Linked DNA regions of Homo sapiens: region 1 is linked to region 2. A link is an interaction called in ENCODE POLR2A ChIA-PET data of the cell type or tissue named here. Cell type or tissue: HepG2. All regions are shown on one strand. Links, peaks and the distances in the headings refer to the core of each region. The heading gives the core; the rest is flanking DNA. Region 1 overlaps ZNF574 (zinc finger protein 574). Region 2 overlaps TMEM145 (transmembrane protein 145).

Region 1 (2,904 bases), core at 141-2,640, 230 kb before region 2:
GTGGGGCTGCCTTCCCCTCCTCACTGCGGCTCCGGGAGCACCGCTGTGCAGCCGCTGCTGCCCAGGCCCCACGGCGCTTTGAGTGTGGCACCTGTGGCAAGAAAGTGGGCTCAGCTGCTCGACTGCAGGCACACGAGGCGGCCCATGCAGCTGCTGGGCCTGGAGAGGTCCTGGCTAAGGAGCCCCCTGCCCCTCGAGCCCCACGGGCCACTCGTGCACCAGTTGCCTCTCCAGCAGCCCTTGGAAGCACTGCTACAGCATCCCCTGCGGCCCCTGCCCGCCGCCGGGGTCTAGAGTGCAGCGAGTGCAAGAAGCTGTTCAGCACAGAGACGTCACTGCAGGTGCACCGGCGCATCCACACAGGTGAGCGGCCATACCCATGTCCAGACTGTGGCAAAGCGTTCCGTCAGAGTACCCACCTGAAAGACCACCGGCGCCTGCACACAGGTGAGCGGCCCTTTGCCTGTGAAGTGTGTGGCAAGGCCTTTGCCATCTCCATGCGCCTGGCAGAACATCGCCGCATCCACACAGGCGAACGACCCTACTCCTGCCCTGACTGTGGCAAGAGCTACCGCTCCTTCTCCAACCTCTGGAAGCACCGCAAGACCCATCAGCAGCAGCATCAGGCAGCTGTGCGGCAGCAGCTGGCAGAGGCGGAGGCTGCCGTTGGCCTGGCCGTCATGGAGACTGCTGTGGAGGCGCTACCCCTGGTGGAAGCCATTGAGATCTACCCTCTGGCCGAGGCTGAGGGGGTCCAGATCAGTGGCTGACTCTGCCCGACTTCCTCTTTGGCACCTCCATTCCCTGTTGCTGAAGGCCCTCCAGCATCCCCTTAAGCATCTGTACATACTGTGTCCCTTCCTCTTCCCATCCCCACCACCTTGTAAGTTCTAAATTGGATTTATTCTCTCGTGAGGGGGGTGCTCTGGGGTCCTTGACACACATAAAGGTGCCCCCCCACCTTCCACCTCTTAGCACTGGTGACCCCAAAAATGAAACCATCAATAAAGACTGAGTTGCCAGCAGTGTGTAGAGTGGAATTTGGGAGTCATGGGTCTTACCTCTCGTGGCTGCATCACCAACACCCAGAAGTGGGCCTGGCAGGTATTAGGGGTAGTAGGAGCTCAGTAAACATTTGCTGGGCTGAAGAGAATGACCTGGTGTTCATGGGCATGGCTCTCATAGCAGGGCCTTCACTTCACTGCTAGATGGAGGTAGCATGGCTCTCTTGCCACTAGAGGTCCCATGGCTCTGTGGAAAAGCTCAAGAGTGTTTGTACTGGTGGCAGGAACTTTCAGAGAAATCAGATTTTTACACTCCTGTCCCTGACTCCTGGCCTGATGTGGACCTTGTCTCCCAAGGCCATCTGATTTTCTCATTGATCCCCAAGAGCAAATGCAGGTAGGCATGATCTCTAGAGCTGTGGAATTAAAGGAGATTCTGAATAATATGTGTCTGGATGTAGGAAGATTCATGAGAGGTGGTGACTTGAATTCCCCTGGAGTTGGACTTTGGCTCAGCCAACAGATTTTTATTGTGAGTGATGGATTGTTGGGATGGCTGGCTAATGTTTGAACATCTAGTCAGTCTCAAGTACTATATAACTGAATAATATTCACACTGATTACGTGAGAACATTTTGCAGGGAAGGAATCTCCAGTCAAAAGCATTGAGATGACTTGCCCAAGGTCACATTCAATCCAGGCAGGGCAGAGCTTGAATTTAAGCCTGATTTCATTTCATTTGGTTTAATCACCGATATGCTTTTCTCTCTACTCTGTTGCCTTCTGCATACTTTGGGGAGGGTGGTAGAGACAAGATGGGAGTATGTGACTGGTGGGATGCTAGGCTGCTGTGCTAGCCTTGCTTCTGAGACCCCCCCCCCCAAAGATTATTCCAGATCTTTCTGTTGAACTCTTTTTCCTTTTTATTTTTGAGTTGGAGTCTTTGCCGCCCAGGCTGGAGTGCAGTGGTGTGATCTCGGCTCACTGCAGCCTCCACCTCCCAGGTTCAAGCGTTTCTCCTGCCTCAGCCTCCCGAGTAGCTGGGATTATAGGCGCGTGCCACCACACCCGGCTACGTTTTTGTATTTTCAGTAGAGACGGGGTTTCACCATGTTGGCCAGGCTGGTCTCAAACTCCTGACCTCAGGTGATCTGCCCACCTCAGCCTCCCAAAGTGCTGGAATTATAGGCATGAGCCACTGTGCCCGGCCTGAAAGAACTCCTTTTTTAAGACAGGGTCTCACTGTATCACCCAGGCTGGAGTGCAATGGCACGATCTCGGCTCACTGCAACCTCCGCCTCCTGGGTTCAAGCAATTCTGCCTCACCCTCCCAGGTAGCTGGGATTAGAGCTGCGCACCACCATGCCAGGCTAGTTTTTTGTATTTTTAGTAGAGACAGGGTTTCACCATGTTGGTCGGGCTGGTCTTGAACTCCTGACCTCAGGTGATCTACCTGCCTCAGCCTCCCAAAGTGCTGGGATTACAGGCATGAGCCACCGCGTCTGGCCTAAAACAAATTCTAATAATTGTTCTTGTAAAATAAATGACATAACATTTGAAAAGTTAATGTATTAGGGTTCTGTTTATACAAAAAAAAAATCAGGTTATGTGCGTGTGTGTGTATGTGTGTATCCTACCTGTTATATGTATATAAATTACACAATAGATACAGTAAATAATATATATGTATATAAAGATTTTTTTATAGTTTGTTTTACTCTATAGACATACAAACATACATTTTAATGTTTATATACATATATATAGTTCCAAATCCTAGGATTTGGAGTATTCTTTTTAATTAAGTTCTAGGGCACATGTGCAGAACATGCAGGTTTGTTACATAGGTATACACATGCCATGGTAGTTTGCTGTACCCATCAACCTGTCATCTGCATTA
Region 2 (2,904 bases), core at 85-2,584:
TGAAAGGTCGTCAGTTGCTCCACACAACTTATAAAATGTTCATGGCCGCAGCAGGAGTAGAGGGTGAGGTTCCGTGTCCCAACTTTTGGGTTCTGAAAGAGAAGGCACTTGGGGCCAGACACCTGGGCCTAAGAGGAATGCCTGGGGGCCTGGACTCCTGGGTCCTGGGGGAGGAGGGGCTGGGGGCCTGGACTCCTGGGTCCAAGGGAGAAGGGCCTGGGGGCTTCGACTCCTGGGTCCTGGGGGAGAAGGGGCTGGAGCCCTAGTTCCTGGGGGAGGATGGGCTGGGGACCTGGACCCCTGGTTCCTGGGGGAGGAGGGGGTGGGACCTGACACCCCTGGGTCCTTGAGGGAGTATAAAGGCCGGAACTAGGCTGGACACGGTGGCTCACACCTGTAATCCTAGCACTTGGGGAGGCCAAGGTGGGCGGATCACGAGGCCAGGAGTTCAAGACCAACCTGACCAACATGGTGAAACCCTGTCTCCACTAAAAATACAAAAATTAGCTGGACATGGTGGCGTGTGCGTGTAATCCCAGCTACTCAGGAGGCTGAGGCAGGAGAATTGCTTGAACCCGGGAGGTGGAGATTGCAGTGAGCCGAGATCACGCCACTGCATTCCAACCTGGGTGACAGAGAGAGACTCTGTCTCAAAAAACAAAACAAAACAAAACAAAACAATAAAGGCCTGAACTCCTGAGTCTGGGGGAGGAGGGGCTGGGAGCCTGGACTCCTGGGTCTGAGGGAGGAGGAGCTGGGGGTCTGGACCCCTGGGTCCTGGAGGAGGAGGGTCTGGGGGCCTGAGCCCCTGGGTCTGAAGGAGGAGGGGGTGGGGGCCTGGACCCCTGGGTCTGAGGGGGGAGGGGGTGAGGGCCTGGACCCCTGGGTCTGAGGGGGTAGGGGGTGGGGGCCTGGGCCCCTGGGTCCTTGGGGAGCAGGGTTGGGGGCTGGACTCCAGATTCTCCTAGCAGGTGAGTCGGGGTAGAAGGTCTGGAGTCCTAAGGGAGGAGGCGGGATTCAGACTGCCTGGATGGTAGTGCTAGAGAACAGTGATGCCCCAGAGCTGCTTTCTATCCTTTCTTATCTGCCCATCCTCCCCTCAGTCCTGAGCCTCCTATTTTTCTGCATCTACTGGGGTCAATATGCCACCGATGGCATTGGCAACGAGAGTGTGAAGATCTTGGGTGAGAATGAAGCTGGGTGGGGAGAGGGTGGAGCCCAGGGCTCAGGTTGGGCATCAGGTCTGAGCCTGGCTCTGAGCCGCCCCCTCCTCCCTTCTCCCAGCCAAGCTGCTCTTCTCCTCCAGCTTCCTCATCTTCCTGCTGATGCTTATCCTCCTGGGGAAGGGATTCACGGTGACACGGTGCCCGGGCAGGGCGTGCTCGTGGGGCGGCTGGTGGGGGAGCAGGGCAGGGGCAGGGTTGGGGGGCTGGGTGCATCCTCCTCCCTGACGGCCCCCACCCTGCTGTCTCCCCTCATGGCCTGCTGCCAGGGGCCGCATCAGCCACGCGGGCTCCGTGAAGTTGTCTGTCTACATGACCCTGTACACGCTCACCCATGTGGTGCTGCTCATCTACGAGGCGGAAGTGAGTCCGACTGGCCCCTGGCCGGGCCCTGCCTTCCCCTGCTTTTGGCGCCGCCTCCCCCTTGACCTGTCTGCTCGCCCTTGCCCACATCCTGCTCCTGCTGGCTCGCTCTCTCTCCCACTCTTCGATTTTCTGCTTTCCCATCTGTCTAAGTGATTCCTCCTCTCTTCACCATCCCGCAGCAGCTTTCTTTCTCCTCCCTCTGTCTCTCACTGTCTGTCACATTTGTGCTCAATATCGTGACTAAGAGTTCAGGAGTCACACAGACCTGGATTCCACACCAGCTCTCCCACTTCCTAGCTGCCTGACCTTGGGTGACGACCCCTGTCTCTGGGCCCATTTTCTTCTTGGAAAATTGGGAGGATCTTACCTACCCCATGGAGCCCCTCTAAGGCTTTCTATCGTCTGTATGGCTTTGGCCAAAGGGCTTCCCTCTTAGCCTTAGTTTCCTCTTCTGTGAGATGGAGCAGTAATAAGACCTACCTCGTTGAGTAGATGCTGATGGAAAAACTCACACATGAGAGGGGTTTAGCCCTGTGTTGAGCAAACAGTAACTGATTTATTCTCTTCCTGTCTTTTTCACCCTCTCTCTCTACCTCAATATGCTTCTGTCTCCGTGCCTGGCTCTCCTGTTGCTTGTGTTCTGACCGAGTACCTCTGTTCCCAAGTGCCCAGGGGTGGGGTCCGGGGACCCTAATAGAGGGGAGGAGGCCAGGCTGTGATGGACCCTCTCCTGCGGGTCTAGTTCTTTGACCCAGGCCAGGTACTGTACACGTATGAGTCGCCGGCCGGCTACGGGCTCATTGGACTGCAGGTGGCGGCCTACGTGTGGTTCTGCTATGCTGTGCTTGTCTCACTGCGACACTTTCCTGAGAAGCAGCCTTTTTATGTGCCCTTCTTTGCTGCCTATACCCTCTGGTGAGAATTGGTGGGCCCCAGCCTGTCCCTGCCTCCCTCTCGGGGCTCCCCAGAAGTGGTTGCCCCCCATCTCAGACCCTCCATAGTGAGGGAGATGGACTTTTCACTCAGGCAGCTGTTGCCCAGAATCTGCCACTTACTCACTTTGTGAAAAATTACTTTCACAAGAAGTGCATCAGGTTTACCCATAAAACAACAGGATCTCGCCAGGCGTGGTGGCTCACGCCTGTAATCCCAGCCCTTTGGGAGGCCGAGGTGGGCGTATCACAAGGTCAGGAGATTGAGACCATCCTGGCTAACATGGTGAAACCCCGTCTCTACTAAAAATACAAAAAAATTAGCCAGCCATGGCAGCATGCACCTGTAGTCCCAGCTGCTGGGGAGGCTGAGGCAGGAAAAT

The links. ChIA-PET counts read pairs that join two places held together with the same protein. Peaks named below come from ENCODE experiments on the same cell type or tissue, not always from the same donor. Only the 100,000 strongest peaks of a DNase experiment are listed, where the experiment ranks them.
Region 1: POLR2A ChIA-PET joins it to region 2 with 11 read pairs; 4 of 35 experiments call an interaction of 5 or more read pairs at or near these places.

What each region holds. Positions count from the first base shown.
Region 1 is chr19:42,080,528-42,083,431 of GRCh38, forward strand. ZNF574 (zinc finger protein 574) reads left to right here. Exons shown (of 2, transcript NM_022752.6): 2 at 1-1,025. The coding sequence ends at 770. Among named protein-coding and RNA genes, the nearest start is that of ZNF574, 5.8 kb to the left of the region's middle. In HepG2, for the core only: a CTCF peak has its summit at 1,235; DNase peaks (open chromatin) are centred at 1,234 and 1,524.
Region 2 is chr19:42,315,378-42,318,281 of GRCh38, forward strand. TMEM145 (transmembrane protein 145) reads left to right here. Exons shown (of 15, transcript NM_173633.3): 8 at 1-63; 9 at 1,104-1,184; 10 at 1,285-1,363; 11 at 1,493-1,586; 12 at 2,332-2,504. Among named protein-coding and RNA genes, the nearest start is that of TMEM145, 3.5 kb to the left of the region's middle. In HepG2, for the core only: a CTCF peak has its summit at 2,406 (motif pointing right); a DNase peak (open chromatin) is centred at 1,614; H3K4me3 peaks cover 1,468 bases.